Linked DNA regions of Homo sapiens: region 2 is linked to region 1. Evidence: chromatin loops called from intact Hi-C (ENCODE). Cell type or tissue: dorsolateral prefrontal cortex. All regions are shown on one strand. Links, peaks and the distances in the headings refer to the core of each region. The heading gives the core; the rest is flanking DNA. Region 1 overlaps CCDC57 (coiled-coil domain containing 57). Region 2 holds the start of NOTUM (notum, palmitoleoyl-protein carboxylesterase).

Region 1 (14,468 bases), core at 6,167-8,666:
CTGCTTCCCAGCTTCTAGTAAGTATTCCACCCCCGTCACAATCAATTTGTCTACTGTAGGGACCTCATATTAACACAGTCCTATGGTAGTTGTCCTTTTGTGCCCGGCTTCTTTCATTGAGTAGAATGTTTTCAGGGTTCAGCTCTGCATATGTCAGAACGTCATTCCTTCCCATGGCTGACATATTCCATTGTATGGAGGAATCACATTTTGTTTATCATTCATGCACTCAACATTTGGGTTGTTTCCGCTGTTTGGATTGTGCATAATGCTGCTGTGAATGTTCCTGTGTAAGTTCCTGTGTGGACTTATGCAGAGTTCAGTTCTCCTGGGTGTACACCTGGGAGCGGAATTGCTCTGTCAGACGGTCACCCTGTGTTGAACCCTTTGAGGAGCCACCGTGCTGTTTTCCCCAGACATTAACTCTGTGTTTAACCCTCTGAGGAGCCACCGCACTGTTTTCCCCAGCAGCCACACGATTTTACCTCCACCAGCACTGTGTGAGGGTTCCGGTTCCCCCATCCCCACCAACACTAGCTGTTTTCTGGCTGTGATGCTAGGCATCCTGGTGGGAGTGAAGTGGGGCCTCGCTGTGGTTTTGATTTGCATTTTCCTGATGACTCCTGGTGTCGAGCATCGTCTCATGTGCGTCTTGGTCAGCCATTTGAGCCATTTGTCTTCTTTGGAGAAACATCCGTGTGGATCCCTTGCCCAGTTTTAATTGGGTTGTCTTTTTATTTGAGTTGTAAGAATTCTTTTTATATTCCAGATACAAGTCCCTTATTAGATATATGATTTGCTACATTTTTCTCCCATTCTGTGGTTTGTCTTTTCACTTTCTCTTTTTTTTTTTTTTTTTTTTTTTTTGAGACAGAGTCTTGCTGTGTCGCCCAGGCTGGAGTGCAATGGCGTGATCTCGGCTGACTGCAACCTCCGCCTCCCGGGTTCAAGGAATTCTCCTGCCTCAGCCTCCCAAGTAGCTGGGATTACAGGCATGAGCCACCACGCCTGCTAATTTTTGTATTTTTGGTAGAGATGGGGTTTTACCATGTTGGCCAGGCTGGTATCGAACTCCTCACCTCAGGTGATCTTCCCACCTCTGCCTCCCAAAGTGCTAGGATTACAGGTATGAGCCACTGCACCTGGCCTGTCTGCCTCCCAAAGTGCTGGGATTACAGGTATGAGCCACTGCACCTGGCCTGTCTGCCTCCCAAAGTGCTGGCATTACAGGTATGAGCCACTGCACCTGGCCTGTGTGCCTCCCAAAGTGCTGGGATTACAGGTATGAGCCACTGCACCTGGCCTGTCTGCCTCCCAAAGTGCTGAGATTACAGGTATGAGCCACTGCACCTGGCCTGTCTGCCTCCCAAAGTGCTGGCATTACAGGTATGAGTCACTGCACCTGGCCTGTCTTTTCACTTTCCTGATGGTGTCCTTTGAAGGACACCGAATGTTTCCAGTTTTGATCCAGTCCTGTTGATCATGTCTCCTGTTGCTTGTGCTTCTGAGTCATGCTGTCCTCATCCTGTTGCTTTTATTCCTTGTGAGGCGACATAACAAGGGAACTTCCACATGTCCTCTCGCATTGTAAATACATAAACCACGCCTTCCCTGCAGCCTCTGCTTCTTCTCTAACGCAGAACATCTCTCTAGAAACAAAGTATTCCAGATTTCCCATCTGCCCAGGGAGTGCACAGTGCTCCAGAAATTGGATGCTTTTTTTTTTTAATCTTCCTAAGATGTTTGATGGATTGATTGAAAATGGCAAATATGGCCAGGCGAGGTGGCTCACGCCTGTAATCCCAGCACCTTGGGAGTCCAAGATGGGCAGATCACCAGGTCAGGAGATTGAGACCATCTTGGCCAACATGATGAACTCTGTGTCTACTAAAATACAAAAGATGAGCCGGGTGTGGTGGTGCGTGCCTGTAATCCCAGCTACTCGGGAGGCTGAGGCAAGGCAATTGCTTGAACCCGGGAGGCGGAGGTTGCAGTGAGCTGAGATCGCGCTACTGCACTCCAGCCTGGGCGACAGAGCAAGACTCCGTCTCAAAAAAAAAAAAAAAGAAAATGACAAATATAAATTGTATATCTCTATGGTATGCGACATGATGTTTTGAAACATGCCCACACTGGAAGGGCTAAATGAGGCTAATTAACATGTGCGTTACCCTCATACCTCTCATTTTCTGCTGATGCCTAACGCCTCGCCTTGATTGGAAGTGTGTCCTTGTTGTTGCAATGGAGAGGAACTTGGCCACTTTTCCATTTCTGTCGAGGCAGTTGAAGATCCATGTACACGTGAGGGGCTCCAGTCGAGGGAGTTGAAGATCCATGTGCCCGTGAAGGGGCTCCAGATCCCCGATGCTTTGCAGTTGCTGTTTCCCCCATTTCCCGCACAAATGCTACAGACAAGAAATAAACATTTAAATACAGCTTTTAGGCTGGGCACGGTGGTACACACCTGTAATCTCAACACTTTGGGAGTCTGAGGCAGGAAGATCACTTGAGCCCAGGAGTTTGAGACCAGCCTGGGCAACATAGGGAGACCTTGTCCCTACAAAAACTAAACAAGGCTGGGCACGGTGGTGCATGCCTGTAATCCCCACACTTTGGAATGGTGAGGTGGGAGGATTATTTGAGCTCAGCAGTTTGAAATCAGCCTGGGCAACACAGCAAGACCCCATCTGTAATAAAAACTGAAATAATTAGCCAAGCATGGTGGTGCGTCTGTAGTCCCAGCTACTCAGGAGGCTGAGGATTACTTGAGCCCAGTGGGAGGGTTGCTTGAGCCCAGATGGTTGAGGCTGCGGCGAGCCACGATCGCGCCACTCTGCCCCAGCTTGGGCGAAGAGCAAGACCCTGTCTCTAAAAATAGAAATAGGCTGGATGCGGTGGCTCACACGTGTAATCCCAACACTTTGGGAGGCTGAGGCAGAAGGATCGCTTGAGCCCAGGAGTTTGAGACCAGCCTAAGCAACCAACTAAGATGCCGTCTGAATAAAATAAGTAAATAAATAAAAATTAATACAAGCTTTTTTTTTTTTTTTTTTGAAATGGAGTCTCGCTCTGTCGCCCAGGCTGGAGTACACTGGCGCGATCTTGGCTCACTGCAAGCTCCACCTCCCGGGTTCATGCCATTCTCCTGCCTCAGCCTCCCAAGTAGCTGGGACCACAGGCACCCACCGCCATGCCCGGCTAATTTTTTTTATTTTTTAGTAGAGATGGGGTTTCACCATGTTGGCCAGGATGGTCTCGATCTCCTGACCTCGTGATCCACCCTCCTCGGCCTCCCAAGGCACTGGGATTATAGGCGTGAGCCACCGCACCCAGCCTATCCACCTGCCTTTCAATAGCCTCAGCCCTCCGACTTCCTGGCCTGTTTACCTCTGGCCTCCCCATGTCTGCCCCCTTTGATTAGCAGAAAAGAAAAATCAACACCTCCTACCGGTTACTTGCAATTCTGGAGGCCTTTGTTTCTCCCTGGGAGGAGGCTCAGGAAGGGGTTTCGAGGCGCTCTGCCTCAGTCCATGCACGGATTCTCCCCACCAGCCTAGGAGTCCAGAGCAGGGCACAGGGGAACTGCCAGGGCCAGCTGGGCGGGGCAGGAGGAGCAGTGGCCGTGGTTGGGGGCAGAGGGCTGAGGGCAGTTGCATCCAGCTGGGGAGGAGGCCCTGACCCCGGGCTCCCCGTTCTTTCCCGGCACTCACAGCGCTTCCTGTCAGTGCCCAGGGGCCTGCTCCAGCCCAGCCACTGCCTCATTCCTCACACTGCCTTTGAAATGACCCCTAGGTGCTGCGGGAACCCCTGGAGCCGGCCGCTCTCCAGCGTGAGCTTCCCCGTGAGGTGGACCAGGTACACCTGGAGGTTTTGGAGCTGCGGAAGCAGGTGGCTGAGCTGGGGAAGCATCTCAGGATAGCCCAGCACGGGGGAGCGGAGCCTTCAGGCAGGAAGCAGCCCCCAGCCTCGGACGCCGTGGCCCTTGGGAGAGAGGTGGGTGCCCGCTAGCTCCTCCTGCCACCCGCCGAGGTTCCTGCCACAGAAACCGTCCTTGCCTGTGCTCTGCCAGCGTTGCTGTCTGTATGCCCTGGGAGCTCAGGTGGGACGAGGGCTGCAGTGAAGGCCGTGCCTGGAAGTGGGCCCTGCTCCACCCCCTCTCCCCATTCCTCCGCCTTCTTCCTCCACACGCCTCCTCTTCTCCTGGTCCTTCACCTTGATGCCCCGTTGGTGGGGGGCGGGACGGGCCCATCCCAGTCCTCCCTTCAGCTAACAGCATCTTGTGTTGGAAACGCACACACTGAAGGTGGCTCATGTTTGCTTTAATGCAGGGCCTTGACGGCCTGCTGAGGGGGCGTCTGCGTGCACAGCCATGCCTGCCCCATGCCTAGCGTTGGGCCCTCCCTGCGTGGGGAGGGGCCCACATGGCCCTCACTGCTGCGTTCAGAGCCACACAGCTGCTCCAGGCCATGGCACTCCTATCCTGGTTTTGGTCAGGCCCTTGGCCCCGAGGGAGTGACCCCCAACTCCATGGCTGGGTTTGAGCCACAGCTCTGAGCTGTGGAGACGACCCCAGGTCCTGATTCTGCAGCTTGGCAGAGCCGACCAGCAGGGCCCCCTTCTTCCTACCTAAGGCCAGAGGGAAAGGCTGTGAAGGACAGGCTGCCCGGCCTCCCTGACTTCGTACCCTAGACTGTTGGTAACTGGGATAACTGTAGTGACCTATGACCTGTGGTAACCTATAGTTACCAATAGTGACCTATGAATCCACAGAAGGTTTTGGGGACAGTAGATGATGTCTGGAAAGCACAAAGTGGAAGACAGCGTGGATCCCCAGGGCACCGTGCTTGGGGAGCAGATCCCCAGGGACTCAGGCTGGAATAGAGTGGACTGAGGAAGATGCGGCCGTGGCTGTCTCAGGCTCCAGGACAGTGAGGAGCAGGCCAGAGCTGCCTTGGCATGGGATGGGCAAGACCATAAGGATGCCTCAGGGGTACAACAGGGCAGGTATGGGAAGGCCGAGGGAGCCTGAGGCCCTAGCAGGTGCTCAGCCAGTGCGCACAGGAAGGGCTGAGCTGGTCGGTAAGATATTGAGCTGCACCTGCCCCTGTACCTGTTGGTAAGGAGGTCTTGTCCTCAGGGGTCTCCAGCACCCTAGCCCTCCTGGGCTCCCAGTCCAGCCACTCCAGGGTGGCTCCTGCCCGGTGGGGGCTGTGGCCCTTGGGCCAGCTGGCAGCACAGCCAGGGGTAAGCATGTCTGTACCCCCACACATCTCCCACCCACCTGAGCGCCATGTGTTCCCGGACACGGGCGGGCGCCTCCTTGGGCAGCAAGGGGCCCCAGGAGCTCTCACTGTTGGCCCTTGCGTAGTTCACTGTCTTCCCACTTGTTTAGAATGAAGGGGCAAGAATTTATACAAATAAGCAGAATTTTTTCTTTCTTTTTTTTTTTTGAGACAGAGTCTCACACTGTCGCCCAATCTGGAGTGCACTGGCGCTATCTTGGCTCACTGCAACCTCCTCCTCCCGGGTTCAAGCAATTCTCCCGCCTCAGCCCCCTGAGTAGCTGGGATTACAGGTGCACCACGCCCGGCCAATTTTTGTGTTTTCAGTAGAGACAGGGTTTCACCATGTTGGCCAGGCTGGTCTCAAACTCCTGGTTTCAAGTGATCTGCCTGCCTCAGTCCCCCAAAGTGGTGGGATTACAGGTGGGATTATAGGCACAGTGGCCCACTGTGCCTGGCCCAAATAAGCAGAATTTTAAATTGAGAGATGAAGCCACCTGCAGCCCAATCCCAGTTATTGGAGCTAAGGCACAGGCGGGGCATACACTCCAGGCTCTGTGTCTACATGCATGGAGGCGACAGTCGGGCTCCAGGCTCCTCCTGGGTCTGAGCATCCTGTGGCCGGGCTCTCCACCCAGGCGAGGCCCACCTGGGCTCTGTCCTCTGCCAAGCAGCATGGCTGAGCTCCTGGAGACGAGGGCGGGCCCAGGTCCTTGCTGCTTGCTGCTGGGAAAGGAGCCCAGACGGAGAAGGGGCCATGTTGGGGCTGGACCCTCAGGTAGAGGATCAATGTGTCCGTTATGTTGGGTATAGAGAGAAGTGGGTAGAGCTGCATGTGCATCTGATCCCAGCTCTGTCCTGAGAGGGCCCACAGCCCGGACTCAGCCACAGCAGATGCCAGTTCCACAGTTCCAGGCGCTAGTTCCATGGTTCCTGCCCTGCTCACAGGAGCCCGGGCTCTAGCATGGAGGCAGGTTCGGAAGGCACAGGAAGCAGCTGAAAGGGGTCCCCAAGGACCAGAACTAGGCCAATAGGCAGTGACGTTGAAGACCACAATCCACTGACTCAACCAGGAAATCATGGGTCCAGGCTGATAGCAATGGACAGATCGGTCAGGGGAACGGGGCACTCTTCCACGCGAGAGTGCCAGCCAAGGAACGCGACAGGAACGGCGCGCCGGGCGACCACGGATGGGTGCTGAACCAGAGGGATTCCCATCAGACGGATGCGAAGCAGCATCTCCCCACACGTGACTTCTTATTTCCAAGGGAAATGCTGGCTTTCCAGTGGAGCAGCCTGTTTGACCCCAGCTGACCCGAGTGATCAGAGCTCCCATCGCCAGTGCTGGGATGCGCCCGTGTCACGCGCCTCTGGGCGGGTCGCACTGAGACGGCACAGACTCGCGCTCGGGGTCCCTGCCAAAAATGCAGAACCTGAGCTTATGCATGAGGAGACCTCAGGCAAGCCCAAACAGAGGGACATCTGCAGATGAGCGGGTCTAGATGCTTGGCGAGTGCCCAAACATGGAAGCTGGGGAGCCACTCCAGTTAGGAGACCTGGGAGACCCCATGTAGAAATGCCAGGTGGGACCCTGGACCCTGCACAGGAGAGACAGCGTCAGGGCATCATCTGTAGAAACGCCACGTGGGACCCTGGGCTCTGTACAGGAGAGACGGGCATCAAGTCATCATCCGTAGAAACGCCACGTGGGACCCTGGACCCTGCACAGGAGAGACGGCGTCAGGGCATCATCCGTAGAAACACCACGTGGGACCCTGGACCCTGCACAGGAGAGACGGTGTCAGGGCATCATCTGTAGAAACACCATGTGGGACCATGGACCCTGCACAGGAGAGACAGTGTAGAAATGCCACGTGGGACCCTGGACCCTGCACAGGAGAGATGGCGTCAGGGCGTTATCTGGACGGTTGGTGACATTTGCACACGGGCCACGGACCAGGTCACGTATTGTGTACACCCACCCAAGTACTGAGGTGTGACGCGGCACTGCGTCTCCAGCCTACCTCCTGTAGTGCAGGAAGCCAGTGCAGGGTGGGTGAGGAAGTGCACAGGGGTCCAGGGACTGTCCCACAGCACTCCTGACGAAAGCTGGTCCCCTTCCACGGCCCTAGCCAAGGAGCCAGGTCTGCAAAGCTGGGACCAGGTGTGTGCGGAGGCACGTGTTCCCACTTCTCCCATGGCAGAGGGAGAGCCTGTGGACAACAGTGGGGCACTCTGCTCCCAGGCAGGTCCCACTGGGCTGAGCCGCACAGCCTGGCTTTGGGCTTCCCTGACTGCACCACCCACATCAGCTGCCTCTAGCCCTTAAAATACAAAACTTCCCCCAGTCACTGGCCGCCAGGGCTGAGTTGGGGGATGTGTTACATCCCTGGGTCCACTGGGGGGCAGTGTTGGCCATGGTGTTGGTGCTGGCTCTGCCGAGAGGCGTTGGAGTGGCTGTGTGGGGCGGTGAGCGCCGGCCCAGCCTGATGGAACCCACTGTACCAGGCCCAGGCCTCAGCCTCTGAGAAGGACTTCCCTGTGTCACTCACTCATACATGTCCTCAGGACGTGAAGACATTTCAGCAGACCAAAGTTTCCTTCGAATTTTCTTCGAATCGTCCAGATACTTGGAGACATCTCCTCCTCACCTGTGGGGTGCTGGGGCAGTCCTAGGCGTGGGGGCAGATGGGTGGACAGCTGCTGCTGCCCTGCTGGGGGTGGGCAGCCCTTGGAGCACACAGTGGTGAAGACATTCCTGAATATGTCTCAGGCTGTAGAAATCTTATTTTGTGGAAAGATTTTAGAGAATCATCAAAATAAACTTTTACCAAATAACATTTTACCAGAAACTGAATCCGAGAGAAGTAGAATCGTTCACTCCCTGCCCCCCAGGTCACTGTGTGCAGAATCACGTGACTAGGACATGGGCCCTGTGATCCATGCCCTCCTTCCTTTGCCTGTGGGGTCAACAGCAAGAAGGCCCCTCAGTGCCCCTCAAGCCTGGCACCAGCCGCAGGGCCTGGTGTAACTTTGCAGGGAGAGGGGACTGCTTTTGAAGACGGAATTTTCTCTTAAATCTCTAAGTGTTTTGAGGTTTGCAAAATCTGTTTTCGGGATTGTTCTTTCTTCAGTTAAAATAACAAAATAACCCAGTGTGTTCCTGTAGAGGATCCAGGGTTTTAGAACCGGACTTGCGAGTCTCACCTGCCTGGCCCCTCTCCCCCAGCCCCAGGCCATCTGCAATCTGTTTTACCAGCACAGGCCTCCCTTCCTCTCCCTCTGCCTTGGCCTCTCCCACACCCAAGAGCCCATTCCTGTCTATTCTCCCAGGGTGGTGAGTGAGCCTCTGCACCACACTTGCCAAGGGTGCTCACGGAGCAGGCATGAGGCCCGCTTACTGGAGGAAGCGAGTCTGGACTCGGGCTCAGGCCTGTGGCGAGCCTTCATGGGGGCTGCCCTGCACCCGTCCTCAGCTGGGGCCTGCGGCACCATAGAACTTTCTCTGTCCAAGAGGAAAGCAGACATCTCTCCCCTTCGATGTGTCATCCCCCGCGGCCCCCGAGCGTCCCACATGAACCTGCGGCACATGCCCGGAGGCACTGCATACAGTGGCTGCACCCCAGGCCATCCAAAGAACAGCAGCACCTGGAAGGCAGCAGCACCTGCCAGCCCTGGAAAGGCACACCAGGAAGCTGGCGGGGACAGGGTGTGCTGGCCTGTTCCAGGAACTCGGAGCTCATGTGGCCAGGGCCAGGTGCAGCCTGGCTCCTTACAGGGGCCAGGAGTGGCACGGGAGAAGTAGGTCGTCGGCTCCCGTCTTGCCAGGGCCTGGACACTACTGCTTTTTCCTGTGCCCCCATTTTTGGTCCAGGCATCCCTTTGTGTTGGGATTGCACTCTGTAGCACTGGAATGATGTGGGCTGCAAGTCCAGGTTGGGCTGAGTGAGGACAACACAGTGCTTCCCAGGGGCTCAGATCTAGGGTTGACCCAGGCTTGGGGTGCTAAGGGGGAGCCCAGCCAGCTCCTGCCCCTGTGTCGGCCTCCTCCCTCTCCACTGCCTTTGTGCTCCCCCTGCACCTGCTTCAGGAGGGAAGCCACAGCCGGCCTGCAGGGTGGTTGTGGGGTGTCCAGCTGGCAGGTAGAGAAAGGAGGGACCCCAAGGAGTGGAGGAGGGCCAAGCCACGCTGGCGGGAGCTGTCCTCCTGGGTCCTGGGCACTGCTAGAGGCCACAGCCTTCTCTCTGCTCTCCCTGGGCCGCCTTCCTGGGTCCTGGGCACTGCTGGAGGCCACAGCCTTCTCTCTGCTCTCCCTGGGGAGCTGCTGTGCTGGTTGGGTGTCCTCAGATTCTCCTTGTGTTCACTTGAAAGACACAAAGGCATAGATGACCAGAAGGCAGGGATGGCGGGGAGGAGGCGGAGGGCTGTGAGGGCCTGGGAGATCTGGGGGCCACCCTGGCCTGGGAGATCTGTGGGCCTTTATTCTATTTGTGGAAGAGAAGGAACCCACTGAAGCACTGGGAGCAGCGACTCTTTTTGTCTTTCTTTTGGAAGGATGTCACCCAGTGACAGCCAGCAGTGCCCACCCTGGAAGAGCAGGTGAAGAGGCTCCTTGGGTGGGCACCCCTGGCGTCCTCCCATGAGGGCAGCCTCACAGGGGTGTCTGCCTGTGAGTTTTGTTACAGGGCCTCACCAAGAGAGGGCCTATGGAGGCCGAGGACCAGGGGGAGCTTTTCCTGCACCTCCGGTCAGTGGCACGTGCCCCCCAGACCTTATCTATGCACCGACTCCAGAGAAAGCTGAAGGAGGCAGCCAGAAAAATCATCAGCCTCCGCCTGGAGAAAGAGCAGCTCATCGAGATGGGGAACAGGCTCCGTGCAGAGCTGGGCCGACCCGAAAGTGAGTCCGGGAAGTGGAGGCCATGGCCTGAGTGTGGGTCAGGTTCTGGGTGTGCACCTGGTTCTGGGTGTGCGCCAGGTTCTGGATGTGGGTCAGATTCTGGGGGTGCACCAGGTTCTGGATGTGGGTCAGATTCTGGGGGTGCGCCAGGTTCTGGGTGTGGGTCAGGTTCTGGGTGTGTGCCAGGTTCTGGGTGTGTGCCAGGTTCTGGGTGTGCACCTGGTTCTGGGTGTGCATCTGGTTCTGGGTGCGGGTCAGGTTCTGGGTATGCGCCTGGTTCTGGGTGCGGGTCAGGTTCTGGGTGTGTGCCAGGTTCTGGGTGTGTGCCAGGTTCTGGGTGTGGGTCAGGTTCTGGATGTGCGCCTGGTTCTGGGTGTGCGCCTGGTTCTGGGTGTGCGCCTGGTTCTAGGTGCGGGTCAGGTTCTGGGTGTGCGCCTGGTTCTGGGTGTGGGTCAGGTTCTGGGTGTGCACCAGGTTCTGAGTGTGCGCCTGGTTCTGGGTGCGGGTCAGGTTCTGGGTGTGCGCCAGGTTCTGGGTGTGTGCCAGGTTCTGGGTGTGTGCCTGGTTCTGGGTGTGTGCCTGGTTCTAGGTGCAGGTCAGGTTCTGGGTGTGCGCCTGGTTCTGGGTGTGCGCCTGGTTCTGGGTGCGGGTCAGGTTCTGGGTGTGGGTCAGGTTCTGGGTGTGCACCAGGTTCTGGGTGTGCGCCTGGTTCTGGGTGCGGGTCAGGTTCTGAGTGTGCGCCTGGTTCTGGGTGTGGGTCAGGTTCTGGGTGTGCACCAGGTTCTGAGTGTGCGCCTGGTTCTGGGTGCGGGTCAGGTTCTGGGTGTGTGCCAGGTTCTAGGTGTGCGCCTGGTTCTGAGTGTGTGCCTGGTTCTAGGTGCGGGTCAGGTTCTGGGTGTGCGCCTGGTTCTGGGTGTGCTCCTGGTTCTGGGTGTGCACCAGGTTCTGGGTGTGCGCTTGGTTCTGGGTGCGGGTCAGGTTCTGAGTGTGCGCCTGGTTCTGGGTGTGGGTCAGGTTCTGGATGTGCACCAGGTTCTGAGTGTGCGCCTGGTTCTGGGTGCGGGTCAGGTTCTGGGTGTGTGCCAGGTTCTGGGTGTGCGCCTGGTTCTGGGTGTGTGCCTGGTTCTAGGTGCGGGTCAGGTTCTGGGTGTGCGCCTGGTTCTGGGTGTGCGCCTGGTTCTGGGTGTGCACCAGGTTCTGGGTGTGCGCCTGGTTCTGGGTGCGGGTCAGGTTCTGAGTGTGCACCTGGTTCTGGGTGTGCACCAGGTTCTGGGTGTGCGCCTGGTTCTGGGTGCGGGTCAGGTTCTGAGTGTGCGCCTGGTTCTGGGTGTGCGCCTGGTTCTGGGTGTGCGCCTGGTTCTAGGTGCGGGTCAGGTTCTGGGTGTGCACCTGGTTCTGGGTGTGGGTCAGGTTCTGGGTGTGCGCCTGGTTCTGGGTGTGCGCCTGGTTCTGGGTGTGGGTCAGGTTCTGGGTGTGCACCAGGTTCTGAGTGTGTGCCTGGTTCTGGGTGGGGGTCACATTCTGGGTGTGTGCCAGGTTCTGGGTGTGCGCCTGGTTCTGGGTGTGCGCCTGGTTCTGGGTGCGGGTCAGGTTCTGAGTGTGCACCTGGTTCTGGATGTGCGCCAGGTTCTGGGTGTGGGCCTTGTTCTGGGTGTGTGCCTGGTTCTGGGTGTGCGCCAGGTTCTGGGTGTGCTCCTGGTTCCGGGTGTGCGCCAGGTTCTGGGTGTGCGCCTGGTTCTGGGTGTGGGTCAGGTTCCGGGTGTGCGCCTGGTTCTGGGTGCGGGCCAGGTTCTGGGTGTGCGCCTGGTTCTGGGTGCGGGTCAGGTTCTGGGTGTGCGCCTGGGGTCAGTGGGAGGGCTCTGGACGCAGCCTTCTCAGGAAGGCCCGAAGGAGCACAGAAGCCCCTCTTGTGAGCGGGGCCTGGTCGGAGGCCACTGCACAGAGCAGGACCTCATCTTAGCTGCGGGCGCTCTGGGGACCCACTTCGCTGGCAGCATTTGTGAGAACAACACCGCAGGTTAGCAAAGCAGCCGGCATTTCTGTGCGGCTCTGTGGTGAGCAGCGAAGATGGCCGCAGACTTCTCCAGGTAAAGGCAGCAGTGTCTCCTGACTGAGGTGGAGGCTGGGCATCTTGGACACAGACACCGGAGCTGACTTCCTAAGAAAGGCAAGGGGCACTGGCTTTATGACTGAGTGTTTCAGTGAGTCATCCATCTGTTCCTCCATGCATCCACCCACCTACCTATCCATCCATCTATCCAACCACCCATCCATCTATCCATCCATTCACCCACCCCCCCCATCCATCCATCCATCCATCTACCCATCTACCCACCCACCCATCCATTCATCCACCCACTCATCCATCCGCCATCCACCCACCCATCCATCCACCCACCTATTTATTCATCCACCCATCCATCCATCCATCCATCCATGCAACCACTTATCCCATCTACCCATCCATCCATCTACCCACCCACCCATCCATCCATCCACCCACCCAACCATCCGTCCACCCACCCATCCATCCATCTACCATCCATCCACCACCCATCCATTCATCCATCTACCCATCTACCCACCCACCCATACATCCATCCATCTACCATCCACCCACCCACCCATCCATCCACCCACCTATCTGTTCATCCATCCATCCATCCAACCATCCAACCACTTATCCCACCCACCCATCCATCTGTCCATCCACCCATCTACCCACCCACCCATCCATCCACCCACCCACCCATCCATCCATCTACCATCTATCCACCCACCTATCTTTCCATCCATCCATCCACCCACCCATTCACCCACCCACCCATCCATGTATCCATCCACCCATCCGTCTGCCCACCCACCCAACCATCCATCCATCTACCCATCCACCCACTCATTCATCTATTCACCCACCCACCCATCCATCTATCCATCTACTCACCCACCCATCCATCTATCCATCTACCATCCACCCACCCATCCATCCACCCACCTATCTATCCATCCATCCATCCACCCACCCATTCATCCATTCACCCACCCACCCATCCATGTATCCACCCACCCATCCATCCACCCACCCACCCACCCAACCATCCATCCATCTACCCATCCACTCACCCATCCATCCACCCACCTATCCATCCATCCATCCACCCACCCATTCATCCATTCACCCACCCACCCATCCACCCATCCATCCACCCACCTATCCATCCATCCATCCATCCACCCACCCATTTATCCATTCACCCACCCATCCATGTATCCATCCACCCATCCATCCATCTACCATCCATCCATCCATCCATCTACCCATCTACCCACCCACCCATCCATCCATCCATCTACCATCCACGCACCCATCTATCCACCCACCTATCTATTCATCCATCCATCCATCCATCCATCCATCCATCCATCCATCCATCTAACCATCCAACCACTTATCCCACCCACCCATCCATCCATCCACCCATCTACCCACCCATCCATCCATCCACCCACCCACCCATCCATCTACCATCCATCCACCCACCTATCTATCCATCCATCCATCCACCCACCCATTCATCCATTCACCCACCCATCCAACCATCCATCCATCTACCCATCCACCCACCCACCCATCCATCTACCATCCATCCACCCACCTATCTATCCATCCATCCATCCACCCACCCATTCATCCATTCACCCACCCATCCAACCATCCATCCATCTACCCATCCACCCACCCATTCATCTATTCACCCACCCACCCACCCATCCATCTATCCATCTACGCACCAACCCATCCATCCATCCATCTACCATCCACCCACCCATCCATCCACCCACCTATCTATCCATCCATCCATCCACCCACCCATTCATCCATTCACCCACCCACCCTTCCATGTATCCATCCACCCATCCATCCACCCACCCGCCCAATCATCCATCCATCTATCCATCCACCCACCCATCCATCCATCCATTCGTACACCCACCCACCCATCCATCTATTAATGTATCCATCCATCCGTCCACCCACCCATCTATCCATCCACCTACCCACACACTCACCTGTCCATCCGTCCATACACCTATCCATCTATCCATCCAACCACTTATCCCACTTATCTATCCATCCATTCACCCACCCATCCATCTGTTCATCTATCCACCCATGTATCCAATTAGCCACTCTCACTCATCCACCAACCCACCCATCCATCTATCCATCCGCCCATCCATCCACCCACCCACCCACCCATTCATCCATCCATTCATCTATCTTTG
Region 2 (14,468 bases), core at 4,475-6,974, 190 kb after region 1:
GCTCATGCCTGTAATCCCAGCACTTTGGGAGGCCAAGGCAGGTGGATCACCTGAGGTCAGGAGTTCGAGATCAGCCTAACATGGTGAAACCCCGTCTCTACTTAATACAAAAAAAAAAAAAAATTAGCTGAGCCTGGTGGCGCATGTCTGTAATTCCAGTTACTCAGGAGTCTGAGGCAGGAGAATCGCTTGAACCCGGGAGGGAGAGGTTGCAGTGAGCTGAGATCGAGCCATTGCACTCCAGTCTGGGCAACAAGAGTAAAACTCCATCTCAAAAAAAAAAAAAAAAAAATCTAATCACATGACAGAGTACATTCAGAAAATTGTGCAACCATTACCACAATCCATTTTAGAACATTTTAATCACCCCAAAAAGAAACCCCGTACCAGCTGGGCACAGTGGCTCACGCCTATAATCCCAGCACTTTGGGAGGCCGAGGTGGGTGGATCACCTGAGGTCAGAGACCAGCTGATCAACATGGTGAAACCCCATGTCTACTAAAAATACAAAAATTAGCTGGGCATGGTGGTGCACACCTGTAATCCCAGCTATGTAGGAGAATTGTTGGAGCCTTAGAGTCGGAAGTTGCAGCGAGCCGAGATCACATCACTGCATTCCAGCCTGGGTGACAGAGCAAGATTCTGTCTTACAAAAAAACAAAAGAAAAAAAGAAATCCTGTACCCATTAGTAATCACTCCCTGTTTCTCTCCATCTCCTGGAAACCACCAGCGGACTTTCTATCTCTATGAAGTTGCCTCTTCTGGACACTCGAAATGAATGGACTCATACCGCATGTGCCCTTCAGTGTCCAGTTCATGTCACTTGGCTGATATTCTCAAGATTCACCCACAGTGCAGCATATGTCAGAACTTCGTTTGTTTTACGGCTAGAATATATTCCGTTGTATGGCTGTGTTCCATTGTGTTTACCCACTCATCTGCTGATGGACTTTGGGGCTGTTTTCCGCCTTTTGGCTACTGTGACTAGTCCTGCTGTGAACATTCATGAGCCAGTTTTTGTTTGAACACTTGTCTTCAATTCTCTGGGTGTATCCCTGGGAGTGGGCCTGCTGGGTCACGTGTTTTGTGTAACATACTGAGGAGCCACCAAACCGTTTTCCATGGTGAGGGACGTGGCCACTGCACTGTCCATCCCCACAGCGATGCTCTGGGGCTTCTGTGTCACCGCGGCTGCACCCACGCTTGTTAGTTTCTGTGTTTTGATCGTGGTCATCTTAGTGGGCATGAGGTAGCATCTGACCCATTACTGATGGACCTGGGTCCCCCTTTCTTATACCTGTCAGGGCCAGGTTGGTCCCATCTTGATGCAGGTGGCCTGGAAGCAAAGGCCCAGCACCTGCTGGCCCATAGGACCCGCCACGGGAGCTGCTGCCAGGCTCTGGGTGCTCAAAACTCCGGGTGGGGAGTCCCAGGTGCAGAGGATAAAGCTGTCCCAGGGGCTGGGGAAGTGTGAGGACAGAGCCAGTCGGTGTGAGTCAAGAGGAGGACATGGGTGTGAGCAGCTGCTGAGCCTCGGGAGCCCCGTCCCCGGCCGTAGGACTGCAGCCTTGTCAGTCATCCGGTCACGGCAAGGGGCTTCGGAGGAGAGGGGAATGGGGGGAGGTGGAGGAAGGGCAGAGGTTCTGGGGAAGTCTTGGGTTTGAGCCTCTTCTGGCGTCTGCTACCAGTGTTGAATAAACCAAAATGTGAACTCATTTCGGTTCAACATGCAGGCTCCATCGCATTACAGGAGACGTCAGAAACTGTAACGCACATGGTCTTCTCCCGTCCTGGAATTTTCATCGGTGATCATGACTGCCACCCCTACCGCGCAATTTCACAAGTGGGCTCTTATAATCCCACAACAGCCCTCTGACAGAGGCACTGTTATCACCCCGCTTTAAAGGAGAGGAAGCGGCGGGGCACCGTGGCTCACACCTGTAATCGCAGCACTTCGGGAGGCCAAGGTGGGCGGATCACGAGGTCAGGAGACTGAGACCATCCTGGCTAACACGGTGAAACCCCGTCTCTACTAAAAATACAAAAAAGTTAGGCAGGCGTGATGGGACACGCCTGTAGTCCCAGCTACTCGGGAAACTGAGGCAGGAGAATTGCTGGAACCCGAAAGGCAGAGGTTGCAGTGAGCCGAGATCACGTCATGCTCTCTAGCCTGGGTGACAGAGCAAGACTCTGTCTCAAAAAGATAAATAAATAAATAAATGAGAGGAAGCACAGGCATAAGGAAAGGTCACAGGCCTTCCCTGGGATGTCCATACTGCACCAGGAGATGGCTCAGAGCCAGGGCGGTGTGAAGATCAACCCTGTGCAGCCAGCTGGAAGATGCCATCACGCTCCGGACTTGGAATAACAGGTGCCCGGCGGGAGAGGCCTCCTCCGGACAGGTTCCTGCTGGACGCTGAAATCTGCCCTGGGTCAGCCTTCCCCGCCGGGGTGTGGGTGGGAGAACGCCTCAGGATGGGACCTGCGTCTGAAGCTACTGCCCTTGGCCAGCCCCACACTTGGCTTTTAAACTGACCCGACGGCGGAGGGACAGCAGGGGGGATTTCTGAGTGAGCAGAGAGCTAAGGGTGAGCCTCAGCTCTTCTGTTAGTGTCCCTGAACCTCAGTTCCCCTCGTCAGGAAAATGCTGCAACCTGCCCTGTGGGGAGAGGGACCTGAGTTTGTGACAGCCTGCCTCCCTCTGAGAATGTCCCCAGGTTAGGCTGACCTCCAGGGCACCCCAGCCTGATCTTAGGCCTTGTGGTTTACACTGGGGTGCCTTACACCCATCGAATGCGCGGGGCAACAGCTCCCAGCGTTTGGTCTCTCTGTTTCACAAGAGCCCAGGTAACTCGGCTGTCTGCGGGTGCAGGCGGCGCTGGGACTTTCTCCCTAAGCTCCTCACTCAGCCCGGGGCTGGCAAGGAGGACGTCCACATGGCCCCGGCCGGCGGCTCGGGGGCATCCTGGCTGCAGGCACCGCCCTGCGCCTCTGCTCTCCTGCCCCACGTGGTGCCGTAGGCTCCCCACTGTCCTGAATTAGGAGGGGCTCTGGAAGCTCTGCTTGTGTCTAGATCGTTGTCCTGAAATGTAAGACCTGGTTGTCCTGAAACGTAAGACCTGTTTCCTATTTTTAAAATGGGTGTCATGGCGCCCAGCAGGCTTCAGACCGGAGGGTGAAGGAGAAAGTCTGCCCGGCCCCGCTGGCCCTGCGTATGTCCTTTCCTTTCTTTTGTCCATCCCACCCGCGCTCACCCCAGCAGGAAACCTCCTGAACCCCTCCTGTCCACCCTGCTCCAGTACTGATTTCCCACAGGAACCTTGTTCTAACCCCACTGCCCAGAGCCTCGGGAGTGGACAGGGGTGCTCTCCAAGGTGAAGCATGGGGCAGGTGCCCTTCGTGGCATGAAGGGCCGCAAGCAGAGGCCTAGCGGGCAGCCACTGGACCCTTGGCCTCCTCCCCCAGTGGCGGCTGGGGCAGGTTCTTGGGGGGTCCTCGGCATGGGGCCAGCAGCCAGGCTGGGGCGGGCGGAGATCCAGGACCTCACCTCTGGCCCCGCGATCTCCTTAAGTCGTAGCTGCTTCTCTGACCCCAGCGCCAGCAGGAGCGCCCCGGAACTGAGCGACTCCCCCGCGGCGCCTTGCTGGGGCGCGCGGTCCCTCCCGCAGGTCTCCGAGGGAGCCAGGACCTCGCGCCCCACCTGTCCGCTTCTCCAGGAGGCCCCGGCGCCACTGCTGCCGGGCCCTCGGCTGGAAGCCCTGTGTCCGCCGCCGCTTTGATCCCGGGGGGCCCTGCTGGATAAAAGTCCCTGGCGGCTCCGCGCCAGCGCCAGAGGGGGAGCGCAGCCGAGCCGGGCGCACCAGCGGGACGGCGCAGGGCCAGGGGCGCTGAGAGGACGGGGCCACTGGGCCGCCCGCGCTGGCCGCGGTGAGAGCGGGGCCCCAGGGCTGCGCGAGGTGGGGCGATGCGGGCCGGGGTCCGAATCCCCCACGGCCTGCTCTGGGCCTGGGCACTGGGGGATGAGAGGGACACTGGCGGCTCCAGGTGAGCGCGCCTGCCCCGCGCCCCCAGCCCGTCGGGCTCGGCCAGCTGCGCCGCGGGCGGAGTTCCCCGCCCCCCACCCCGGCAGGCGCGGAAAAGCCTCGCCCCTCCCCGTCGCCGCCGCCCCTTCCAGCTGCCCCGCGGGGGGGGGCGGCGGCGCCGGGCTGGCCGCGGTGAATGGAGCCGCCGGGGCCGCCCGGCCGCGCTGCCCCCCCACGGAGCCGGGCCGGGAGCGCCTCCGGCGGCCGCGGCGGGGTAGTCCAGGCCCCTCCGTCAGGCTTGCGGTTTGGGAAGAAAAGGCGATGCCTCCGCCAAGAAAAGAGCGAGCGCGGCCCCCTCCCCCCTCCGCCGAGCCCGGGCGGCGGCGGCGGCACATCTAACGCGCGGGCACCCGGGCCGCCGCGGCCCCCGCAAATAAGCCCAGCCTCGGCCCCCGCCGCTCATTGGCGCGGGCCGCAGCCAGCGCACCCAGACCCTGCGCTGCCCTCGGACGGCCGGGCGCGGAGCCCCAGCTGCGGAGGCCGACGGCACCCGGCCCCGAGCGCCTCGACGCCGAGCCGCGCGCGCCTTCTCCGCCAGGCCCGGCGGGCGGGAGCGGGGGCGAGGGAGCAGGAGCGGCCAGTGCCCCCGACACCCCCGGCCCGGCACCCCCGGCCCGGCATCCCCCGCCGCCGCCGCCGCCGCCTCAAGGCCGCCCGCTCCCCGCAGGTGGACGCGGCCATGGGCCGAGGGGTGCGCGTGCTGCTGCTGCTGAGCCTGCTGCACTGCGCCGGGGGCAGCGAGGGCAGGAAGACCTGGCGGCGCCGGGGTCAGCAGCCGCCTCCTCCCCCGCGGACCGAGGCGGCGCCGGCGGCCGGACAGCCCGTGGAGAGCTTCCCGCTGGACTTCACGGCCGTGGAGGGTAACATGGACAGCTTCATGGCGCAAGTCAAGAGCCTGGCGCAGTCCCTGTACCCCTGCTCCGCGCAGCAGCTCAACGAGGACCTGCGCCTGCACCTCCTACTCAACACCTCGGTGACCTGCAACGACGGCAGCCCCGCCGGGTAAGGCCCGCGCCCTGCACCTCCCCGCCCCGCCCGACGCGCCCGGTCTCCGGCTGGACCTTCCCTGCGGGCCGCGGCCGTTCTCTCCCCGGGGAGAAAGGGCTTCCGTCGGGCGCCCCGCGGTCCTGGCCCCGAGGAGTGCCCGGTTCGGTGACTCTCCGCGTGGGGAGCGGAGCGGCGCTGGAAGGGCTGGTCCCCGGCCAGCTCGGGCACTGACCCCTCGGCCTCTGGGCCCAGCCGCTCTGCTGGCGTCCTTCGGTCCCGGGGCGGGGAGATGGCAGCCCGAGAGCGCGCCTGGCTCCAGCGGGAACCGGCGACACCGGGGGGCGGGGAGAGGCCCGCTGCCCACCTCCTTGCAGCCCCGAAGTAGATAAAAGACGTGAGGTCGGGGGTCGGGGAGCGGCGGGGCCGCCCACGCGCTCAACAGGCCGAGGACAGCCGGGGACAGCGGGAGACTTGGGCGTGGGGTCGGGGCTCGGCAGGAAGGCTCCCCCGCCGGGTCGGTGCCGCCCGCGCCTCCCGCGCTCCCCGCGGCGTCCCGTTCCCCCGCCAAGCGCGCTCCTTCAGTGCGGACGCGTTTCACGCTTCAAGCGCCGCCGCGCGCCCCGGGAGGACCGCCGCCCGCGCCGAGGTGACAGCGGGACCCGCGCCGGGCGGAACGTGGGGATTTTCCACGGACCACAGCCCCGCGCGGCCCGTTCCCCGCCCCGCGAGCGCCACCTCCCGGGACCGCCGCCGTCCCTGAGCTCCCCGTGGGCCTGGCCGAGGGCGCCCCCGTGCGACCGTCGCGCGCGGCCGGAACAGGTGGCGCGTTCCCTCCGCCGGAGCTGGGCGCGCGGGGCGCGGCGGGTCGGCAGCCCTGGCCGACCCCCCGCGGTGCGTCCTCCCCCGCAGCTACTACCTGAAGGAGTCCAGGGGCAGCCGGCGGTGGCTCCTCTTCCTGGAAGGTGCGTCCAGGGCTGAGGCGGGGGGAGGCCGGGGGTCTGTGCGCGCGGGCCTGAGCGGCGGTCGTGTCCGCAGGCGGCTGGTACTGCTTCAACCGCGAGAACTGCGACTCCAGATACGACACCATGCGGCGCCTCATGAGCTCCCGGGACTGGCCGCGCACTCGCACAGGTCAGCGGCGGGCCCTGGGGAAGGCGTCTCGACGTGAGGCCCGGGAGGAAGCCGCGCCCGCCTCCTGGAGCCCCAGCCAGGCCCCCACCCCGCACATCATGCCCAGCCTGGCGCCCGGGTTTACTAAGAGCAAGGGGCGCCCTTCACTCTTGCCTTTTGGGGCCCATTCCACATTAGCATTCAGGCGCTTACCCAGCGGCTCTGGCCCTCCCCAGGGTCAAAGCAGGGCAAGGGGTTGAAGTCAAGGTCAGACCTGGTGTCCAGCCTAGCCGGGCACCGTGGCCATGGTGGCTTCCCGGGGGTAACTAAACCCAACTGTCCTCCACTTTCCCGGCAACCTTGGTTCGGGCTAGCAACACCAGCACACCTCCCTTCCTGGGGCCAAGTAGGAGCCCCAACACCTCACCAGGGTTCCCAGACCCGACCCTACACAGCCTCCTCCCGCTAGAAAGACCCACCGCCTCTGTGTCCCCAGGCACAGGGATCCTGTCCTCACAGCCGGAGGAGAACCCCTACTGGTGGAACGCAAACATGGTGTAAGGGGGCACAGGGTCTTGCCTGGGAGTCCTGCCTGGAGGGTGGTTCTTCCCGGGGGGTCCTTCCTTGGGAAGTCATATTCTGAAATGGTCTTTCCTGGGGGTCCTGTTCTGGATGGTTCTTTTGGGGAGGTCCTGTCCTAGAGGGGTTCTGGAGGTGTTTCTTTCGTGGTGGGGAGGAGGTCCTGTCCTGGGATGGTCCTTCCTGGTGGGGAGGGGTCTATCCTGAGATGGTCCTTCCTGGCAGGGTCCTCTCCTGGGATGGTCCTTCCAGGGGGATCCTGTCCTGGGATGGTCCTTCTTTCCTGGGGGGTCCTGTCCTGAGTTGGTCTTTCCTGGAAAGGGTCCTGTCCTGGGTTGGTTCTTCCTGAGGAGTATTACGCTGGAGGTCTTTCTTGAGGGGAAGTTCTATCCTGGGATGGTCCTTCCAGGGGAATCCTGTCCTGGGATGGTCTTTTCTGAGGGTCCTGTTCTGGGGGTCCTTTCTGGAGGCTGCCGGGCGGCAGGCGCTGTGACAGGCTCACTCTGTTCTGTGTTGCAGCTTCATCCCCTACTGCTCCAGTGATGTTTGGAGCGGGGCTTCATCCAAGTCTGAGAAGAGTGAGTCTCGGCCTTCCCAGGGCATGGCAGGGCAGGGACGGGGCCGGATGGCAGGGCAGGGAGGAGGCAGGACGGCAGGGCAGGGATGAGGCGGGACGGCAGGGGTTCTGGGGAAAAGCTGACTCTCAGCCTTGTCGTGCTTTCAAAGCCCTTGACAGTATGTCCCAGGGTGCCTGCCCCATGCTCCCACTGCCTGCTTGTCCACAACTGTAGGAGGTCCTTATTTCTGAATATTCCCTGGGGAGGAGGCCCCAGCATGGCCTGGTGCACCCGCCTTCCTCCAGTCCACCCAAGCCCCTGACCCCTTCTCAGAAGATTCCTCCCAGTCCCCCAGTGGGGCAAGAACTTCTCTGCCAGCCATTCTGGGGTAGGAGGTGGTTCTCTCTGTCCAGGCCCCTACCTGAGGCCACCCCCTCCCTCTTGCAGACGAGTACGCCTTCATGGGCGCCCTCATCATCCAGGAGGTGGTGCGGGAGCTTCTGGGCAGAGGGCTGAGCGGGGCCAAGGTGCTGCTGCTGGCCGGGAGCAGGTGGGCAGGGCGGGGCAGGGCTGGAGGTGAGGGGTGAGGACGGTGTGCAGGGTGCATGGAAGGGGTGTGGGGTGGGGTTGTATGAGAGGCGAGGATGGAGTGGAGCCTGTGCAGATCTTGGCAGGTGGCTAGGAGGGTGAGAGGCTGGAGCTGGGAGAACCCGCATCATTGGAGACGTCTCTGAGGCCTGGCTTCAGAGTGCTGGGTAACCAGACACTGTCCAGAGGATGCTTCTGGACGCCATGGTTGTTGGATATAGGGGAAGGTTTGGGCTGCAGGGACCTAAGTCGTTGGTTAGGGGTTGGCCATGGACTAATGCTCCTTCTCCAGGGCCCGGTAGATGAGGATCACCCCTGTGGGTTCCTGTATCCCAGCAGGCATACAGGAGACCAGGAGACAAATGGGGAATAGATGATGGGGCCTGAGGCCACATAGTTTATCTTCATTTTCAGATAAGGAACCTGAGGTAAAGAGACAGAGAGAGGAAGGGGAGGAGGAAGGGGAGAGCCTGGCTGTGTCAGGGAAATGTGGCCTGCCAGCCTGAGCCCTGGCCTGCTCTGGAGGGGACGGCCATGGGTCTTGCACGTGAACAGAGAATGCAGAATGCATCCGCAGTTCAGAACGCATCAGGACTCCTGCCCCCCTCGGGGCACGGGCTGACGCTGAGCAGACTCGGGGGAGGTGAGTGCCTCTTCCCAGCCACCTGGCCTCACGTCTGGCCCTCCTTGCAGCGCGGGGGGCACCGGGGTGCTCCTGAATGTGGACCGTGTGGCTGAGCAGCTGGAGAAGCTGGGCTACCCAGCCATCCAGGTGCGAGGCCTGGCTGACTCCGGCTGGTTCCTGGACAACAAGCAGTATCGCCACACAGACTGCGTCGACACGATCACGTGCGCGCCCACGGAGGCCATCCGCCGTGGCATCAGGTGCCGCAGCGGGGAGGGCCCGTCCTCGTGCTGCAGCTTTGCCCCAGAAGGGCCTGGGTGGAGTGGCATCTGTGGGTGGGGAGCCCCGGGGGACGAGACCCACGGCAGCCTAACCTGTGGCTGTGGCTCCAGGTACTGGAACGGGGTGGTCCCGGAGCGCTGCCGACGCCAGTTCCAGGAGGGCGAGGAGTGGAACTGCTTCTTTGGCTACAAGGTCTACCCGACCCTGCGCTGTGAGTGGGCGGCAGAGCGGAGCACACAGGGCAGCAGGGGTGGCCACACTTCCTTGCTTCTGAAAATCCAGCGTGGACTCCAGTCTTCTGGGCTGGGCTTGGAGACCACGGCCCTGGTCCAGGGAGGAGTCCGGCTGTGTACCAGGGAGGAGGCCGGCTGTGTACCAGGGAGGAGGCCGGCTGTGTACCAGGGAGGAGGCCGGCTGTGTGCCAGGGGGCCTAGTCGCTGCGGCATGCCTGGGACTTGCCTGCCCTCAGCACTGACACCCCTCAGTCCCAGGCAAAGTGGGACAGGTGGTCACCCTGCCTATACCGGTGGCTAGTGTGCTTTGGAGCTCATCCCCATGCTGCCCCTCCCTGCTGCAGGGTCCTGGGCTAGTTCCTCCCCAGCCCCACGCTCTGAGGAATGGTGAGGTTATATGCAAGGGCATCATCACCATATTTAGGTGAAAGTGGAGTCGCTGAGAACCAGGCCAAGGTCATGGAGGGGTTAAACAGAGCCCGTCTTCAAGGAAAGGCAGTTTATTGATTTAGTTGTTGATTTAGTTATTGATTTAGTTATGAAGCTGTGGATTATAAAAAGGCTGGTTTGAAAGAAGGAAGCCACATTCTGTGGGGGCCTATGACTGACACCCCTGGGGAGAGTTGGGCCAAGGCTAGCTGGCCTGTGAGCCTCAGCAGCACTGCAGGGGGCCTGGGAGGGTGCTGAGCTCTGCCTGGGGTCGGGGGCAGCAGCGGGGACCTGGGGGTGCTGAGCTCTGAGCCTGGGATAGGGGGCACTGCAGGGGCCTGGGGGGTGCTGAGCTCTGAGCCTGGGATGGGGGGCACTGCAGGGGCCTGGGGGTGCTGAGCTCTGAGCCTGGGGTGGGGGACACTGCAGGGGCCTGGGGGTGCTGAACTCTGAGCCTGGGGTGGGGGGCACTGCAGGGGCCTGGGGGTGCTGAGCTCTGAGCCTGGGGTGGGGGGCACTGCAGGGGCCTGGGGGTGCTGAGCTCTGAGCCTGGGGTGGGGGCACTGCAGGGGCCTGGGGGTGCTGAGCTGTGAGCCTGGGGTGGGGGCAGCAGCGGGGGTCAGGGGAGGCCGAACTGAGCCCCGCCGCCCGCAGGCCCTGTGTTCGTGGTGCAGTGGCTGTTTGACGAGGCACAGCTGACGGTGGACAACGTGCACCTGACGGGGCAGCCGGTGCAGGAGGGCCTGCGGCTGTACATCCAGAACCTCGGCCGCGAGCTGCGCCACACACTCAAGGACGTGCCGTGAGTGTGTGGGCCCCGGGAGCCCCACGCCGGGTAGCTCCCTCCTTATTTAAAAATAGAGGTCCTGAGAAAACAAAAGAAGAAAAACCAGAACAAAAAAAAATAGAGGTCTTGTAGGCCGGGCGCAGTGACTCACACCTATAATCCCAGCACTTTGGGAGGCCCATGCAGGTGGATCACCTGAGGTCAGGAGTGCGAGACCAGCCTGGCCAACATGGCAAAACCCTATCTCCACAAAATATGCAAAAAATTAGTCCGGTGTAGTGGCAGGCGCCTGTAATCCCAGCTACTCAAGAGGCTGAGGCAGGAGAATCACTTGAACTGGGAGGTGGAGGTTGCAGTGAGCTGAGATTGTGCCACTGCACTCCAGCCTGGGTGACGGAGTAAGACTCTGTCTCAAAAAATACATATATAGAGAGAGAGAGAAAGAGAGAGAGGAGAGAGAGAGAGAGAGAGAGAGAGAGATCGAGATCGGTCTTGGGCCTGGCACACTGGCTCACGCCTATAATCCCACCCCTTTGGGAGGCCGAGGCAGCAGGATTGCTGGAGGCCAGGAGTCTAAGACCAGCCAGGGCAACATGGTGAAACCGTGTCTCTACTGCACATACAGAAATTATCCAGGCATGGTGGCATCACCTGTAATCCCAGCTACTCAGGAGGCTGAGGCAGGAGGATCCCTTGAGCCCAGGAGTTCAAGGTTACAGTGAGCTAACCTTGCCTGTGGGAGGCAAGCAAGCTTCGATTGTACCACTACACTCCAGCTGGGGCGATAGAGCCAGACCCCGACTCAAAATAAAATGAAAATAGAGTTCTAGATAGTAGCAGAATATTTGCCTGTCTAGGGCAGCCTCTTGCCATCACCTGGGAGGGCCTGCCTGGAAGAGGTGGACTCTGAGCAGGGATTTGAGGCACAAAGCGATAAGGGTCAGCCGGGAGCTGGCCAACTAGGGGGAGGCCCGGGCCAGAGGAACAGCTGGCAGCCATAGCAACAGGAAGGGGTGATGGCCAGGCGGGGGACAGCTCTAGGGGAGTGGGGGTGGAAAAGGGGCTGAGGGGGTAAGGAGCTCACAAGCCACTGTCTCCTCTCCAACAGGGCCAGCTTTGCCCCCGCCTGCCTCTCCCATGAGATCATCATCCGGAGGTCAGTGTCCCTGCTCCGGGCAGCTTGCGTCCATGACATCAACTTCAAAAGTCCACATGCTCCCCAACCGCACTTGGCCTCCCATGGGCCTCTTCTTGGCGCTTCTAGGGGTGGGATTTCCTTATAGGGGTGCCAGAGCCACTTGTACCAACAGCTGTATGGCAAGAATTAAGACTCAGGCTGGGTGCGGTGGCTCACGCCTGTAATCCCAGCACTTTGGGAGGTTGAGGCAGGTGGATCACCTGAGGTCAGGAGTTCGACACCAGCCTGGCCAATATAGTGAAACCCTGTCTCTAGTAAAAATACAATTAGCTGGGCGTGGTGGCGGGTGCCTGTAATCCAGCTACTCCGGAGGCTGAGGCAGGAGAATCGCTTGAACCTGGGAGACAGAGGTTATGGTGAGTCGAGATTGCAACATTGCACTCCATCCTGGGGGCAACAAGAGTGAAACTCCATCTCAAAAAAAAAAGAAAAAAAAAAAAAGACTCAGGCTGAGCAGTGGCTCACACCTGTAATCCCAGCTACTCAGGAGGCTGAGGTGGGAGGATCACTTGAACTCAGGAGGTTGAGGCTGCAGTGAGCAGTGATCACACCACTGCATTCTAGCCTGACAGGCAGAGGGAGACCTTGTCTCAAAAAACAAAACAAAACAAAAAAACCCAGGCTAGATACGGTGGCTCACGCCTGTTATCTCAGCACTTTGGGAGGCCAATGGGGGCAGATCACCTGACGTCAGTTCGAGACCAGCTTGGCCAACATAGTGAAACCCCATCTCTACTGAAAATACAAAAAATTAGCCAGTCTCGGTGGCACACGCCTGTAATCCCAGCTACTCGGGAGGCTGAGGCAGGAGAATCGCTTGAACCCGGGAGGCGGAGGCTGCAGTGAGCCGAGATCCTGCCATGGCTGGTCTCAAAAAAAAAAACAGCTGCCTCAGTGTTGATGCCACTCCGCACATGTGACCCCCTCCCCCGGTTTTCCTCTGCAGCCACTGGACGGATGTCCAGGTGAAGGGGACGTCGCTGCCCCGAGCACTGCACTGCTGGGACAGGAGCCTCCATGACAGCCACAAGGCCAGCAAGACCCCCCTCAAGGGCTGCCCCGTCCACCTGGTGGACAGCTGCCCCTGGCCCCACTGCAACCCCTCATGCCCCACCGTCCGAGACCAGTTCACGGGGCAAGAGATGAACGTGGCCCAGTTCCTCATGCACATGGGCTTCGACATGCAGACGGTGGCCCAGCCGCAGGGACTGGAGCCCAGTGAGCTGCTGGGGATGCTGAGCAACGGAAGCTAGGCAGACTGTCTGGAGGAGGAGCCGGCACTGAGGGGCCCAGACACCCGCTGCCCCAGTGCCACCTCACCCCCCACCAGCAGGCCCTCCCGTCTCTTCGGGACAGGGCCCCAGCCGTCCCCCCTGTCTGGGTCTGCCCACTGCCCTCCTGCCCCGGCTTTCCCTGCCCCTCTCCCACAGCCCAGCCAGAGACAAGGGACCTGCTGTCATCCCCATCTGTGGCCTGGGGGTCCTTCCTGACAACGAGGGGGTAGCCAGAAGAGAAGCACTGGATTCCTCAGTCCACCAGCTCAGACAGCACCCACCGGCCCCACCCATCAAGCCCTTTTATATTATTTTATAAAGTGACTTTTTTATTACTTTAATTTTTTAAAAAAAGGAAAATAAGAATATATGATGAATGATATTGTTTTGTAACTTTTTAAAAATGATTTTAAAGAGACAAAAAAGAACCTCACCCTGCCCGCGTGTTTATTTGCTTCACACTTCCCCTCCTCCTCTCCCTCCCCTCCCTCCTCTCCCTCCCTTCCTCCTCTCCCTCCCCTCCTCCTCTCCCTCCCCTCCTCCTCTCCCTCCCCTCCTCCTCTCCCTCCCCTCCTCCTCTCCCTCCCCTCCCTCCTCTCCCTCCCTCTCTCCCCTCCTCTCCCTCCCCCACCTCCCCTCCCCAGCCCCACAGCAGCAGGGAGACAAAGGGAGGGGCCGTGGGGACTCTCCAACTCTGACCCCTTCTTGGATGCACAGACTCAGAGCAGGGTCTTCTGGAGGGGCCCTGCTTCCCTTCAACCCTTCTGCAGATACCCACTTCCCAGGGCGGATGGCACCAGCTGCGTTTCTTTTTACTTATTCATTTATTTAGAGACAGGATCTCATCGTGTTGCCCAGACTGGAGTGCAGTGGCACAATCACAGCTCACTGCAGCCTTGAACTCCGGGGCTCAAGCAATTTCCCCACTTTGGCCTCCTGAATAGTTGGGATTACAGGCACGCGCCACCACACCCGGCTACTGTTTTAATTTTTTGTAGAGATGGAATATCCCTTTGTTGCCCAGACTGGTCTTGAACTCCTGGGCTCCAGCAATCCTCCCTGCTCAGCTTCCCAGTGTGTTGAGATCACAGGCATGAGCCACTGCACGTGGCCCCTTTTCATTTTATTATTTTTTTTGGGAAGAAATTCGCATAACAGGATGAGCCATTTCCAAGTGAGCGACTCGGCATCTGTCGCACTCAGAGTGCCGTGTGACCCCCGTTTCTGGTTTCAAAACTCTTGCCAGGCGTGGTGGCTCACACCTGTAATCCCAGCACTCTGGGAGGCCAAGGCAGGCAGATCACAAGGTCAGGGGTTTGAGATCAGCCTGGCCAACATGGTGAAACTCTGTCTCTACCAAAAATATAAAACATTAGCTGGGTGTGGTGGCATGCACCTGTAATCCTAGCTACCCGGGAGGCTGAGGCAGGAGAATGGCTTGAACCCGGGAGGCAGAGGTTGCAGTGAGCCGAGATTGCATTGCACCACTACACTCCAGTCTGGGCAACAGAGCGAGACTCCGTCTCAAAAAAATAAATAAATAAAAAATAAATTTTTTTTTTTTTGAGACGGAGTCTCGCTGTGTCTCCCAGGCTGGAGTGCAGTGGCACAATCTCGGCTCACTGCAACCTCTGCCTCCTGGGCTCAAGCGATTCTCCTGCCTCAGCCTCCTGACTAGCTGGAATCACAGGCATGTGCCACCACGCTCAGCTAATTTTTGTATTTTTAGTAGAGAT

The links. Hi-C counts contacts between places; a loop is a spot of excess contacts. Peaks named below come from ENCODE experiments on the same cell type or tissue, not always from the same donor. Only the 100,000 strongest peaks of a DNase experiment are listed, where the experiment ranks them.
Region 2: a loop joins it to region 1, with 4 times the contacts of the local background. A loop is called at or near these places in 62 of 110 quality-filtered maps.

The regions. Positions count from the first base shown.
Region 1 is chr17:82,147,273-82,161,740 of GRCh38, reverse strand. CCDC57 (coiled-coil domain containing 57) reads left to right here. Exons shown (of 19, transcript NM_001394669.1): 14 at 3,793-3,993; 15 at 9,968-10,181. Among named protein-coding and RNA genes, the nearest start is that of FASN, 56 kb to the right of the region's middle. RefSeq lists enhancers at 1,354-1,648, 11,873-11,932. In dorsolateral prefrontal cortex, for the core only: CTCF peaks have their summits at 7,471 and 7,681 (motif pointing right); a DNase peak (open chromatin) is centred at 7,690.
Region 2 is chr17:81,951,204-81,965,671 of GRCh38, reverse strand. NOTUM (notum, palmitoleoyl-protein carboxylesterase) reads left to right here and starts at 4,485. Exons shown (of 11, transcript NM_178493.6): 1 at 4,485-5,085; 2 at 5,980-6,032; 3 at 6,106-6,201; 4 at 6,677-6,737; 5 at 7,279-7,337; 6 at 7,764-7,866; 7 at 8,598-8,789; 8 at 8,922-9,022; 9 at 10,128-10,275; 10 at 11,369-11,416; 11 at 12,405-13,165. The coding sequence starts at 4,763. The coding sequence ends at 12,711. RefSeq lists silencers at 5,139-5,282, 5,549-5,628, 5,659-5,998 and enhancers at 5,212-5,774, 5,775-6,337, 8,021-8,604, 8,605-9,189. In dorsolateral prefrontal cortex, for the core only: a CTCF peak has its summit at 5,820 (motif pointing left); a DNase peak (open chromatin) is centred at 5,821; H3K4me3 peaks cover 1,316 bases; H3K27me3 peaks cover 1,961 bases.